Regions from separate parts of the Mus musculus genome. Here region 2 is linked to region 1. Evidence: chromatin loops called from intact Hi-C (ENCODE). Cell type or tissue: left cerebral cortex. All regions are shown on one strand.

Region 1 (8,000 bases):
GACAATTTAAGCTATATTTTGTTTAGTAAAAGGAAATAAAGCAATGAGCATATTACAAAAAGAGAGCTTAGTGAAACTGTTCCTAAGTGGGGAAAGCATAACAGCAGTCTGCTAGATTTTCCATAGTGGACTTTAAAGAAGTTTACAGTCCTTTTTCTTGTGGCATCATTTTCAAATTTCTCCTTCTGGGTAGCACCTTTATTTTATCTCATTCTACTGTATGCTGTCTGCAGACACAGTACCCTTTTAAAAATCCCCTACTTATTAGATCTTCACTGGTGTGCATATTCCCCATTGTGAAAAGTGTCCTAATACCTCCATTTCTAATTTGGTGGAAAGAACCCAAGCTTAGCTTTAAGGATGCTAAACCACAGAAAGGCATTCATTCCACTATCAGGAGATAATAGTATAGTTACCAAGCTGCCTTATTGAGCTCCCTGGCTACTAAGTGTGGAAATGCCTAGCTGTAGAAGTAGTGACTGCCTAGCACCCATTTGTACCTCTTGCTCACACGTGCCGCCAGTTCCCTCCTGTAACCACTCAGTTTCTTTTCTACTACTTTACACTTAGTGTGTAGCACACTGTATCTCTTCTGCCACTATTCAAACTTGAGGAACGATTTAACCGAAAGCTAAGTAAATACTGTAACTACTAATTTTCTGCAGTTATTAAAGCTGCATTAGTAGGTTTGTTGAGGTTTAATGACAGAAAATAAATAGCACTTATTTAAAATTTTTACCTTGATGATTTAATACAAGCATAAACTCATCATCCAAAAGAATGAATATACCCTTTGAAATTTATCTTTTACCATTCAATTCCAAGCAGCTTCTGTGCTACTGAGATGTGCTGCTGAGAAATGATCTTGTATCTTCATAAGTTATTTTCACAAATGTAATTACACAGTATATACTTACCATCTAGTACTGCTATTCAGTGTGACTATTTTCAGGCTCGTGCACATCATTGATCATAGTTCAGCCCCTTCTTACTGCTAAGCATTAGGTCCTTAAATATGAACATCTTTTTCTCATTCCTCTCTATATATTTACATATGTGTGTATATAAATGTATATATGTACATAGCTCGTTTGTGTACCAGATACCTACTATAACAATTCATTTTCTTTTCTAATACTTCAAACTTAGCATTTACTACTGAATAACATATATTTACAAGTTGATGAACATTTATATTTATTGCTAGTTCTTAACTATTACAGTTATAAATACCGATATAAATCTCCAATCAAAATAGGTATATGTTTTTAGTGGGTGGTAGAAGGGTTAAAATTCTCAAAGTAAACACAATGGAATACATGGCAAGTTTTTATTTGACTTCAAAAGAAACTTTAATTTTCTAAAGTGGTTGTACCATTCCATGCTCCTAACAAAAGTGTCTGAGAATCTTAATTCTTCCAGATCTTTGTCAAGTCTCATATATAGACTTGATTTTAGTCATTATAATGGGTGTATAGATATACACCATGATGGTTTTAATCTCTACTTCTTTAATGATACTTGTCATTTTTATTTAATGAACTTCATTAGTATATTTGTTAAGTATTTAAACTTTATCTACTCTTTTTTCTCCCCTGAAGATTAAATGTTCTTTACACAGTTAGAATATAAAACTGCTAAGTGTATGTATGATAAATATGTTTTTAGGATTGAGACTGAGAAGATCCAAAACTTTCCTGATATTTTTGCAGTTTCTCTGTGTTGAAAAAGACAGAACATATTTACAATAGAATATAACAAAAGTATTAAATTTTTCTTTTCTACGCTATCATATTAAATCTATAAAGAGAACAATGTAAAGCACATTGTTTTGAAGGGAAATACACAAAGGTTGTGCAGTGTACTCTAAGCTCCAATAACATGTTATATGCAACAATATGTTGCATTTATCTTAGAAATTATTAAGCTTATGCCTTAATCCTCTATGGAAAATTCCAGGCCCCTCATACTTTCCTATCATATTGATATTTTAGACCATTTTTTTCTATAGTAGTCTACTTTATTCTATTTTATAAAAATATGCAAGTTATCTAACAAATAGTACAACTTAAGTTATATCAAAAATTACTTTTAGCTTTTTATGTATAATAGCTTCCAATAAATAGCAAGTTGGAGGATTTTTGTTTTTGTTTTTTTTTTTTTTATTTTGTCCTTTAAAAACCCCATTACTTACTTTGTCTGCAGCTGCCAACAAGTTGTCAGCCATTTTATCAAGATTTGGTGCTTTTCCTGTGTAAACAAATCTCATCATTTCTTTAAATACCTCAGGGTCTAAATCATTTATTTCCACTCGATTCTATTATCAAAAAGAATACAAAAAAATTAGGAACAGGTACACAAGTGACTCCACATGAATCTTTGACGTTAAGTCTGTCGTAAGTTAATCATTGAAACTATAATATAGGCTATTTTAAGAACAAAAGCATACACTGTCTAAGAGATATGGCCAGCCAGAAAGTACATACAGAGATAGTGAAGCTACTAAGTGAGAACCTTCTCATTTTTTCATAATTAAAAAAAAGACAAATAAAATACTGCAGTTCAAATAAAATACATCTGCGTAAGTTTCTGAACACCATTTCAGAAGATGGTTACCGGCTTTCCCTGAGTACGTAATATAGTATCTAAACCTTACAGCCACAAACTGTATTCACAGTTTTTAAGCAAAAGAACAGTCTACAAATACTTGTAATGAGAGCTCACTAGCTTAGAAGACTTGCTTTTGCAAACTGCCAGGTGATATTATTTACTGGTCATGCTAGCTGTGCTTACTTAAGACATACTCCAAATAAGACCAGTTGCTTTTATACTTCTGTGTTCTCATATCCAATTCTCTTTTAAGGTAAAGGAAGCAGGAAATGTCAACATTTCAGAAACAGTCTTGGGTCATTTTGTGAAGTCAAGATGTTAGGAACATACATGACATAATGTTATGTAAGTTAAAATATAATTTAGTTTAACTTTTTATGTGATGTCTAAATTTGCTATCAGGCAGCTCTGATAGAGCTAGGAAGAAAGAGCTCAGAAGGACACTCCAGGCAGGCAGCCTGGTGGTTTAGGTAAGAACATAACCCAAGACAAGTCTTGCTATGCTGATGGACTAAACAGGAGGTGGTGCTGATCTGCTGATGAACCAATCGCCAGGTGTGAGGCCTGATAGAGCAAAGCTACCACCTAATGAACTGATACTAAATTAGAACTTTGGAAATGGTTCCCAGGATCATACTGCTGTGTTCCAGAGAAAGGTTTCTCTAGCTTATGTTGATATTCATTTGCAAGATGTGTGTGGCCCTGGGCTCACGGAACCCCACCTGTTGATCACATAGCCTATGCTCTCAAGGATGTCCTGGACACTCCACGAGTGCCATCCTCCCAACCTCTTCACCGTGGATATGGCCTGAGCCTGCAAGCTTCTGAAGCATCCGCACTATACAAGCATTTTATTCCCAGCCAACTGTTCTCCGCTTAGAGATGTTTAACTTTTACTTTAGCATGCTATCATAAGGAACGTTTGTGTGAACAAACCAGGCAAATTTGAAACACAAATTTTGTGTGGATACCATAATTGCTGAGCACCTCATAGCCCACTGATAAGTGCTCTTCACACAAGGCATGTGATGAGCCTTCAGATCCCAGCTTATGTCACCCTGTGAAATTTGGGAGTGTAAGGGAGACTTTGGACTGCACCTGGCCACCCTCTGAGGCCAGAGAGCCCACTAACACTTCAGATCCCACAACAAGATATGCTTGGAAGTCAGGGAACTTAAGACTTCAGACCCTACTCTGGGCTGACATTTCATTGAAGTCATAAAGTAGCAGGTACTTCATTCCCAAACCCAGGGATACCTCTAAGGTGGAGAGCATTTGCCCCTACACCACATTGTTCTGTGAAGTCAGGGAATGAACTGAGACTGGTTCTATAGCTGGACTCTTTGCACCTCCCACCTGACCTTGCAACTATGTGTTATTTTTACGATATCCAAGATGAATGCAGTAGGACATTCTGATATCGCACTGTTCATACTTTTCTTTTATTCCCGTCCATATTTGTTTTTCAGTTGTCTTAGTCCTCTTTCTCTGACCTCTCCTCAGAAACACGTTTGTCTGATTGACAAACTAACATGACTCCTCCTCCTCCTCCTCTTGCAGATTAAACTGCTATGTGTTACCCGATTATTATTTTACCTGCAATTATTTTAGTCCTCGATTCTCACTCTGCATTTAAGTATCTCCCCAACCCTGCATAATTTTATCTTCCACTTCTGTTCTTCGACCTATTTAGCAATCAAATGCTTAGTATTACTGTGACTTTCCCTCACTCATGCCCACAATAACCAATACATTATTACACAAAGTACTATCAGTGTCCTTTTAATCACCAAAGCACTTCAAGTATTTAAGATGTGATTGTACTTTTTTCAGTGCAATCACTGCTACAGTGAGTGTTGCTGCAGGCAGTAATCAACTCTCAGGGGAGCTATGGAACTAGAGCCCTGTGTCCTTAACATCATTAAATTGATTCTTAAAGAGGAAAATATGAACTCAACTCTATACAACCTAGTCTTTCCTGAACACTGTAAACATGTCAACTGAAAATAAAAGGTAATCTGAATTTAAAACATCTGTAACAGCAAAAAACTCAACCATTTATCTAGCATCAGACGAACAGTGCTGATGCAAAAATCACAGTTAATCCGAGACACTTAATCTGCTACAAAAAATTTACCAATCTCATAGAACATGCATATGTTCAAAAAACACAAACTGCTGAAAGAATTACAGAGAAACACAGTTAATATAAAGGAAGTGTAGATGTACTGGTAAATATCCAATGGAAACATTAATAGAAGAGTACAGAAAGATATATTTCAAGTTCTGAAAGATCAGAGCTGTCAGTCTTAATACATGTGGCAGAACTGAAGTAGAAAGATGATAAATGTAGGATAAAGTAATTAATGATCACTAAGCCAGTTCAATAGAATACTGGAAGGGAAGCTCTGGACTGAAGAAAATAAACAAACAAAAAACCAACCAAACCAAAAAGCCCATCCAAGACGCTACAAGTAAAAGTAGAGGGTACTAAAGTAGTTGTTAAAAACATAATGGACAACAAAATTTAAGGAAATTTTGGAATTACACATACCTTTTAATAATAACTGAATATTAATGTTCTCATTTATTCAAAGTGAACCACATGAGAAGAGCACTGGATTAGAAAACAGGATCCTCCTTTTTGCTTTTTACATGAAACATAGCTCACCATCAAAGACAAACATTACCTTATAATGGAAGGACATAAAAATGTATTCCAAGCAAATGGCATTAGAAAACAAACAGGTGTTGCTTGTCTAATTGCTGAGAAAATATACTTCAACCCAAATCTAGTAAGGAGAAATAAAGGTCACTTCATTCATACTCATTAGGTAAACAATTCATTAAAAGGACATTACAAAATCCAAACGTAAAACACCTTCAACACAGATAGACCCAATTTCATGAGACACTTATAACTAAAGATATAATCAAAGATTATTAACACCAACATACCAACAGTGGGAGACTTTACCACTCTTACTATAAGACACATGATCCAGATGAATATAGAGATGCATGGAATTAAATTACCTCAAAAGATGCAACAGGCATAACAGAAATATGGAACACTACCCCAACTATACACTACAGAATATACATTCAGTAGCCCATGGAAATTTACCCCAACTAGACTACAGATGAAATAGAAAGCGAGTCTCAACAGAATTTAGGGAAACTGAAATAACTGCCTATATCCTATCTTACCACAGTGGAAGAAAGAAAGAAAGAAATGAACAGCAAAAGTACAGAAAATACAGAGGGAGGTGCTTGCAGCCATTGGACTGAGCTAGGGGTCCTTGATGGAGGAGTTGGAGAAGGGACTGAAGGAGCTGAGGGGGTTTGTAGCCCTGTGTGGGGAGCAACAGTGTCAACTGGCCAGGCGCCCCAGAGGAGTTCCTGGGGACTGGACCACCACACATGGAGGGACCCATGGCTCCTGCCGCATATGTGGAACATCAGAGAAAGGAGCGGCCCTTGGTCCTGTGGGGGTTCGATGCCCCAGTATAGGGGAATGTCAAGGCGAGAAGGTGTGAGTAGGTGGGTGGGGGAGCACCCTCATAAAGGCAGGGGGACAGGGTATGGGATAGGAGGTTTCCAGAGGGGAGACTTGGAAAGTGGATAACATTTGAAATGTAAAGAAAGAAAATATTCAATAAAAGAAAAAAAAAAAAAGAAACCTCTGAAAACTTAAAAAAAAAAAAACAAACCTGAAAACATATAAACTCAGAGAGATTAAATAATACACCTCAAAATAATAAGTCATTGAAGTAATCAAAAAAATATAAAAATTCCAGTAAAGAACAAACACAAAAATGTAATATACCAAAACTTAGGCGATACGATGAAAGAAGTTCTAAGAAGGAAGTTCATAGTCCTCGATGCCTCCAGGGGCCGAGGGTGGGAGAAATATGCAACCTGAAGTCCTATCCTGGTACCTACATGCTGACTCCTGTCTATCCTAGTGAATCCCCTGAAAGCAAAGGTGAACACATTTAGAAAACTGAAATAACTCTGTGTATCAAATCTGATCAATGGAATACAATTTAAAAACTCCATCCAAATGAACCTCTCAAAATTATAAGACTCAAGGAGCAAAGAAATCAAAAAAGATCTTTTAAATATACATGGGATTAACTGAAAATATAAATACAACAAAACCTCTGAGACCCACTGTAAACAGTTTGAAAAGGAAATCTTATACCTCTAAGTTCCTACATTAAAAATTTAAAAGGGAAAAGCCTCAAAGACATGGGTACAAGGGAAAAATTCCTGAATAGAACAGCAATGGCTTGTGCTGTAAGATCGAGAATCGATAAATGGGACCTCATGAAACTGCAAAGCTTCTGCAAAGCAAAAGACACCGTCAATAAGACAAAAAGGCCACCAACAGATTGGGAAAGGATCTTTACCTAGTCCAAATCAGATAGGGGACTAATATCCAATATATATAAAGAACTCAAGAAGGTGGACTCCAGAAAATCAAATAACCCCATTAAAAATGGGGCTCAGAGCTGAACAAAGAATTCTCACCTGAGGAATACTGAATGGCTGAGAAGCACCTGAAAAAATGTTCAACATCCTTAATCATCAGGGAAATGCAAATCAAAACAACACTGAGATTCCACTTCACTCCAGTCAGAATGGCTAAGATCAAAAACTCAGGTGACAGCAGATGCTGGCGAGGATGTGGAGAAAGGGGAACACTCCTCCATTGTTGGTGGGATTGCAAGCTTGTTCAACCACTCTGGAAATCAGTCTGGCGGTTCCTCAGAAAATTGGACATAGTACTACCGGAGGATCCCACAATACCTCTCCTGGGCATATATCCAGAAGATGTCCCAACCGGTAAGAAGGCCACATGCTCCACTATGTTCATAGCAGCCTTATTTATAATAGCCAGAAGCTGGAAAGAACCCAGATGCCCCTCAACAGAGGAATGGATACAGAAAATGTGGTACATTTACACAGTGGAATACTACTCAGCTATTAAAAAAAATGAGTTTATGAAATTCCTAGGCAAACGGATGGACCTGGAGGGCATCATCCTGAGTGAGGCAACCCAATCACAAAGGAACTCACACAATATGTACTCACTGATAAGTGGATATTAGCCCAGAAACTTAGGATACCCAAGATATAAGATACAACTTGCTAAACGCATGAAATTCAAGAAGGAAGGCCAAAGTGTGGACACTTTACCCCTTCCTAGAAATGGGAACAAAACACCCATGGTAGGAGTTACAGAGACAAAATTTGGAGCTGTGACAAAAAGATGGACCATCTAGTGATTGCCATATGCAGGGATCCATCCCATAATCAGCTTCCAAACACTGACACCATTGCACACACTAGCAAAATTTTGCTGAAAGGACCCAGATATAGCT
Region 2 (8,000 bases), 330 kb before region 1:
GTGCGCCACCACGCCCGGCTCAAAACACCATTTCTTTCAGATTAATTTGATAAAGCTTCCAAGACAGGCAATTTTTCTAGACTTTGAAATCAAATATGCTCGAATATTTTCTTCTTGTTAGTGCGCTTTCGGACAACTACAGGACTTGATTCTGCGGTAGACCCTGTCCAGATGAAAAATGTCACTTTTGAACATGTTAAAGGGGTAAGTTAAGAATTTTTTCTTTTGCTTTTCTTTCTTTTTTTGTTGTTTTCTTATATTTTGTCTAATTGATACTCTGCATTAGGCTTCCATCTGGTTATATCAAGCTGCCCCAAATTTTTCTTGCAATTTAAAGCTGTGAGCTCTGTTTGAATTACAGAAAGTGAATAATTTAGGAAAAGGTTGATATGATTGATATGTAAAATTTGAATCATTACAGGCATGTTAGAAAAAATAATAAAAATAATGGCCTCTAGCTGACAAAAAAAAAATTTAATCATTAATATGGAGCCGTGACCTTTCTATTCTGTCTGAGGGATGCTGTAGTGGTTAAGCGTGCTTACTGGTCTTGACAAGACCTAAGTTCAGTTCCAGTTACGCACAGGTAGCTCACAACTGCTTATAACTTTAGTTCCAGGGAATCCCACTCATCTTCTGGCCTCCATGAGCGCCTGTACTCAGCATGCACATACTCTACACAGGCATACATAATATTAAAAATTACAGCACATCTATCTATCTATCCATCCATCCATCCATCCATCCATCGTCCATCTATACACCCACCTATTTACCTACCTACCTACCTACTTATCTATGTAGGTTTTTCAAGATGGTCTGTCTGTGTAACAGCCCTGGCTGTCCTGGAACTCACTCTGTAGACTAGCGTGGCCTCAGACTCACAGATCCACCTGCCTCTACCTCTTGAGTACTGAGAGATTATAGACATGTGGCATCATGCCTGGTGATGAAGTAAATCTTTAAAAAAATGAATTCTTGTTGAAGCTGTTTTTGGTTGAAGTTTTTTGCTTCAGAGGGGATGAGGCAATGTCTGAGTATAGAACCAGAGATAGACTGGCAACTAAACCACAGAACTGAGTAAATTCTGACAAAATTTAAGTTCATGTGAGCAAAGTAACTTGGCAGAATTTACCATAATAGGTTTTGCTATTGCACAGTTTTGCCACACTTTTTAAACTTACATAATAATCATTTCTTGCCCAGAATTTTTTTTTTTTTTGGTTTTTTTGAGACAGGGTTTCTCTGTATAGCCTTGGCTGTCCTGGAACTCACTCTGTAGACCAGGCTGGCCTCGACTCAGAAATCCACCTGCCTCTGCCTTCCGAGTGCTGGGATTAAAGGCGTGCGCCACCATGCCTGGCTCAGAATTTTTGAGTATGCATGTATATATAGCACTGCTTCTAAAATATAAGAGCTGTTTAGAATATTAGTATCTTGATGCTGTTAACTCAACCCAGTAGCTTTCCTATTGCTCAACTAGAGATATTTTTTGCTACAGAGAGTGGGGGCAGATAATGCTTATTTTGAGAAGTAAATGGTATCTCTTACTTTATTCTTAGACTTTAAAATTACCATTTACTCATTATTTTAAGTAAAGATATTTTAGTCTTTCACTGTGCAGTGCCCTTGGGTTTTCTTAGAAAAGGAACTCATTCAGGTGTTTTTGAAATTTAACATATTTGCTTAAAAGTACATACATAATAAATTTCAAGAATGAGCACATGTGTTTCATCAGTTTCCAGCCCAACAAAGAACATTAGAAGCCCACAGCCTCCCAGAGGCCTCTTCTGTTACTGTCTGCATCAGTGAGAGGAGAGTCTCCCTTCTGTCAGACACTTCACTTTGCTTCTACTTTTCTATCCTAATAGCTGGAGTACACACAGAATGCCCTGTTTTGTACCTTCCTTTGCTCAGCATGATGGTCTTGGTTGGGATCTAGCCATGCTGTGCCATGGAGTGGTAGTTCATATACTTTTGGGAAATTTTCTAGAAATATAATCATGACCTAAACAGTTTCGATTGTTCAGATTGCCCTTTGTCTCTGAGCTGTGATCTCCGTAATAGTTTCAGTTGAAGCCTGACTTGTTTCTCCTACTGAGTAAAGATGAGAATGTCACAGGACCTTTGTTGGCAAAATAAGGATGCAGTGTAATTAGAAATAAGGTTTGACAGAAAACCTTTCGTGTGTTAAAAATACTTTTCACTGAAAAAGGCCAAGTTCACTCAAACCTACATTAAATATATGATTACCAAAGATAATCTTTGATAGTCTAACCATTATTATTTGGTAAATTGACTGTTTAAGGTGGAGGAAGCCAAACAAGAGTTACAGGAAGTGGTTGAATTCTTGAAAAATCCACAGAAGTTTACTGTGCTTGGAGGTAAACTTCCCAAAGGTAAGAGATTCTCCCTCTTATCATGATTTGGTGTAAAACATAAAGTAATATATTACAGATCTTATTTGATAATATTATAACTGATTGAAATTCAATTCCTAATTATTGTTTATAAAGATATGTGCCTATTGCACACATAAAGTTCTATGACTTCTTTTTAATGAGATATAATGCTTCTCTTAATACTTGGCTGTATATTTACCAAAAAGGATTTTTTAAATTAAAAAAAATTTAAAGTTTATGTATATGGTATTATTTTGCCTATGTGTATGTCTGCCTAGCCTGTGTATACCAGGTGCTAGTAGAGGGAAGAAGAGAGCATCAGCTTTTCCCAAGATGAGTTATACAGGTTGTGAATTGCTATGTGGGTGCTGGGAATTGAAACTGTGTTGTCTAGAAGAGAATCCGGTGCTTTTAAATAGTGAGCCATCTCTCTAACTTGACATAAAGATATATTTTTTTTCTATAGCATTTGTATAGTTAAGACTAGCACTTTTACATGGATTTAGAATTGTTAACTTCTCTGTTTATACACAAAATTCATCATTTGTTCTAGTCTCAATCTATTTAATGTCACCCCCATCAGGGTCAGGCATGAATCCAGGGTCACACTAAGCACTGATGTTTTTGATCTTGTATGGGAGATCTAACTCACTTACCTTGTGCAAAGTTGCTAAGTGCCATTAACATTGAACTATACCCAACTCTTCAGGTGTTTTGTTTTGTTTTGTTTTTCAATATATATATGAGAAAAATTTTGAAGTTTTTTGTTAAGTGAAACTATGGAAATTGTACTCATGATCTTTGTAATTATAAAGACAAAATGGTAATTATTTTTAGCATGTGTACTTTTATGTAAACATTTATATGATTTTCTTTTTCTACTAAAGATGGCAGTTTGATGACCACTTTAACCCAGGTTTTGCCCTTCAGTCAGATTGTTACTTAGAATAGTTTTGTAAGGGATAGGTGGGTCTGCATCTCAGTTTGTATGGTGCTTATCCATTATGTCTAACAGCTCAAGATTTGATTCCCCCCATGGTAGAAACTGAGCCTGTAAACCCAGCCTGTGGGAGGTAAAGCAGGTAATGGAGTAATTTGAGGTTAGCCTCAATAATCCGAGACTTAGCTTTATATTTAAAAAAGGGAACAGATTTATAGGAATAGAATTTCTATGTTAAAGGTTATAATTCGTTTTTGTTTGTTGTCTTTAAAGGTTTGTTTCAGGCTTGTAGTTTTAGAGGTTTGATTCCACAGTCCTGATCCATCATTGAGGTTTGAGGTGAGGCTAAGCATTACAGTGCATGGTAGCACAAAGCTCATCTCACAGTAGAGGGCTGAGTGGAGAAGGTGGTTCGCTGTAGTAGACACAGCCTACCCTTCGAAGGCACGCCTTTGCATGTGTGGCTCAGGGTAAAATACACAGTCTGTCCTTTGAAGGCTCAGCTATTAATGTGGAACAGGATTGGAGATAAAATCCACCCTTCAGTGGCCCATCTCTTCACTAGCTTCTGTCTCTCTTAAGTTTTGACAGTCTTTCAGCAGTAGCTTAGGCAGGCCTTTAGCAGGCAATTAATTGATAGGTGTTTCAAATGATCCAGACTGCAGTGTAAGGCAAGATTTTAGACTACTGGGAACATCTCTTCTGGGAGTTCTACAGAGAAAGTAGGAGTATGTTCCCAAAACTTTTCCCAGTTAGGGACATGGAGATATAATATTATAGAGAGAATATTTAAAACTAGTTGCACTTAATTTCTAATAAAGCATTATCATAAATTTATGGAAAGATCTTGAGATATATACTAAAATGTATTAAGTTAATACTGATAAGCAACTTAAGCCAGTCAGGTATCACTAAAGCACGGTAATACTATGTGACCTTCATGCTGCTTTTTAGCTTGTCTATACTTTTTAAAAAATGTTAAAATTGCAACATCACTGCAGCTTTATTGCTTTTTAATGTAAATTAGAAAAGTTATATACAAATAAGGGATTACCTTTTTCCAACTTACTATGGGAAAGTCTTACTGTTATGAAAACTTAAATATTTGGGAAACCTTGGAATAATAGCAGTTAACATTTATGTATTATCAATATAGACCCAACAGTATTTGACATTTTGTCAAATAATTTTTCTGTGTTTGCCTATATGCATTCATTTCTCCCTTGAACATAAGAGAGCTATAAATATCAACTGTGCCACCTGAATGTAGAGATGCTGCTCTAGTCTTATCTAACGCAGCCCAAATTCGCATTATTTGTTTAATATTGGCTTCTCTTGTTTTGTTTTTAGTTTATACCTTATGTCTCTAGAAAATATTTTTTTTCTAGGAAATATTTTTAGTCTCTTATGGAAGTTATTTATCATTTCATTTATATTTGGCTGTTTATTTTTTAGTGTGAATTTTATGTTGTTATAAATTAATCTGTATTCCTTTGTCTTAGTACTCTTTTCTTGTCTTGCTTCTTGATATGTGGATTTTACACACACACACACACACACACACACACACAGTTTGATATAGACTCTCATTCTGTTCCCCCTGGCTGGCCTGAAACTACTGTAAAAACAAGGCTGGTTCTGAATTCACAGAGAATTTTTGCTTTTGCTTCTGCCTCCCAGGTGCTAAGATTAAAGGTGTGGACAACCTCTCCTTGCTACAAGTAATATGTAAATGGTACAGAGAAAAATTTAAAATGGAACATAAACAGAAACTTGTTGGTTGTTTTTTCTCTTTGTTGTTGTTTGTTTGTTTGTTTCTGCCATGTTTAGCAATATTGAACATTACTGTTACAGCAGTGAGTATTTGTGATAGAGCTTCTTATTGAGGGATTTAAAAATTAATGACTTGTTCTTGTCTCTTTTTCTTCTAGGAATTCTTTTAGTTGGGCCACCAGGAACAGGGAAGACGCTTCTTGCCCGAGCTGTGGCAGGAGAAGCTGACGTCCCTTTTTATTATGCTTCTGGATCAGAGTTTGATGAGATGTTTGTGGGCGTAGGAGCCAGCAGGATCAGAAATCTTTTTAGTATGTTTGGTGTATATTTCAAACTGGTAGAGAAACAGTAATGTTTTCTTTATCCTTTCCTTGATAATTGGCTTTAGTTTCAGGTAACTTAATGAAGCTATGTGCTTTATTTAAACAATTTTACTTTGTACATATGTGTGAAATATATACAAAGTAAATATTCTCCTCTACCTTTTTGGGGGGTTCAGGAATTGAACTCAAGCCCGTTTGCTACTGAGCTCTCTTACTGGCCCTGCATTCTTTTCTAATATAGGCTAAACAATCATAAGGCCTGGTAGATGTGCTAGATGAAGTTAGGGACTGTTGATGTTGAAAAATTCTTGAGTTTTTTTGTTTTTTTATTTTATTTATCAATTCTGTAGCATGTAATTAATATTTATTAGCTTTAATTCTAATTATATTAATTTGTACAAATAGGAAGAGTGGAAACCAGTTCTTAAACATGACTCTTTGATAGTCTTACAGTTTTTAATATTTTTATGTTCAAAAAGTGTTGATTTCTTTCAAGTTATTTGAATATTTTTTGTTTTCTTAGGAGAAGCAAAAGCAAATGCTCCTTGTGTTATATTCATCGATGAATTAGATTCTGTTGGTGGAAAGAGAATTGAATCTCCAATGCACCCGTATTCAAGGCAGACGATCAATCAGCTTCTTGCTGAAATGGATGGGTAATTGAGTCTTGGTTAAATATGATAAAATATTTTGAAAATTAGCATTTATCCTATTTTAATGGCAATTTAGAGTAACAGGTACCTTCCATTATTTGATATTTACAAAGTTGGCTTTATGCAAATTCTTCTCATGGAAGATTTGGTAAAATTGTATAGATATTAAATGTTATATATGTTTAGGTAACAGTCAAATGTAAGAAGTCAAATTTTTCTTTGAATATTGTTTCCCTTACTAATTGATGTATCAACTCCTCTCATTTGTTTATTCATTCATTCTAGTTATAAGTGGAAAACTGATTCAAGGTCAAACTGGTTGACTTAAAGAAAGATACGGAGTTTAGGTATAGCTTAATGGTGAATCTTTTACCGCTAGTATATATGAATTTCTGAATTAGGTCCCCAGTGCTGACTCATACACTCCCCTCCCAACATACATAAGGGATAATACACTAGTTTCTATATAGTTGATGACTGAAAAGGAAGAAATACTGCCCTGAATAAATTATCTTAATGTCAGTGTAAGACATTTTGACTAAATAAAGGTCGTGTATCATATAATTTGAATTGATAAAGTTAAAAATAATTTTTCAAAATTTAAAGAGGAACCCGGGCTTTTTAATGTCAGTTTTCTTTTCTAAGGAACAGTTGGTTTGTGATTTGTGTAACCACTGGTTTATTATCAGCTAAGGCTAGCAAAGAACAGTTTTGTATATAGGTATTGTTACATGTAAGCCATATTTCAGTTTTCAGTGAAATGGTACTTTTTTTCTCTCTCTAGTTTCAAACCCAATGAAGGAGTAATCATTATAGGTGCCACAAATTTCCCAGAGGCATTAGATAAGTAAGTATGAAAAGAAAAATTCTGTGAAGAATATGTGCTACAACATTGTATTAAGAAAAGCCTACCACAAAATAACTTGTACAGTTCCGTTTATAGAGAATATTCAAAATGTGCAAATCCAGAGATAGATAGTGACTGCTAAAGGCTTGGAGAACATGATCTAATTACCAGTGGACATAAAATTCTTTTTTTTTTCCCCCGCCCCGACATAAAATCTTAAGGAAGAAAATAATTCTAAAATTATTTCAAAGTGACGTTTAATATATTAGGTTTTGCAAATACATTAATGATTTGCAAATAATTAATAAGTAAATAAGTAAATAATACTAATATTAAACCCGGGTGGCTTACTTACTTTGACTTTAGAACTGTTAGAATTACTGCTCAATAATACTGAAAACATATATCACATTTAAACAGAAAGCAATTTAAAAATACAAATTTATAGCATTAAAGGTTTGTCTTGGGGTTGAGGCTAGAGACGGCCCAGTGGTTAACAGAGTGTACTGAGCTTGCCGTGGATCTGAGTTTTGTTCCCTTTACTCAGGCTCTCCAGCTTACAGCATTATATAACTCCAGCCCTCAGGGACTGAGCATTTTCCTTTGGCCACTGTAGGCGTGCCTCTTCCATATTTAGAAACAAAAATAAGGTTAAATTAAGTAAAAAACTTATGTGAGTTATTTTTTCTTTGATTAGTAGCTTGTCTTTTTCTGATATAACAGTCCAGCATGTTAAATAACAATTAAGAAGGGAGTATGTCTTTTTTAAAATAATTGCTTTATTGATTTACTTATTTATTTTGACTTTTATTAAGCTTTTACTTTTGAGATAGGTTCTTGCGATGTAGCATAGGCTGGTTTTACATTTGCTACTATTCTTCTGCCTTAGCTTCCCAAATGCTGGGACTATAAGCTGGGACCATCAAGTTGTGACTTCAAAAAATGACTATAAAGCCAATGCCCAAATCATAAACAATAAACAATGTTTAGTTCATTAAACGATGAGTTCCGAGGGTACTTCCCTATCAAGTCTCTTCTTCCTAGAGCCCTCTAAGTCGCAAT

The links. A loop is a pair of places that touch in the nucleus more often than their neighbours do. Peaks named below come from ENCODE experiments on the same cell type or tissue, not always from the same donor. Only the 100,000 strongest peaks of a DNase experiment are listed, where the experiment ranks them.
Region 2: it touches region 1 in a loop (3-fold over the local background); 5 of 42 quality-filtered maps call a loop at or near these places.

The regions. Positions count from the first base shown.
Region 1 is chr2:23,515,635-23,523,634 of GRCm38, forward strand. Spopl (speckle-type BTB/POZ protein-like) reads right to left here. Exons shown (of 11, transcript NM_029773.2): 8 at 2,195-2,317. Among named protein-coding and RNA genes, the nearest start is that of Spopl, 52 kb to the right of the region's middle. In left cerebral cortex, no CTCF peak of the experiment used is centred here; a DNase peak (open chromatin) is centred at 3,283.
Region 2 is chr2:23,180,905-23,188,904 of GRCm38, forward strand. It overlaps Yme1l1 (YME1-like 1 (S. cerevisiae)), which reads left to right. Exons shown (of 19, transcript NM_013771.5): 8 at 122-204; 9 at 2,309-2,399; 10 at 5,274-5,426; 11 at 5,962-6,094; 12 at 6,876-6,938. Among named protein-coding and RNA genes, the nearest start is that of Potegl, 23 kb to the right of the region's middle. In left cerebral cortex, no CTCF peak of the experiment used is centred here; no DNase peak of the experiment used is centred here.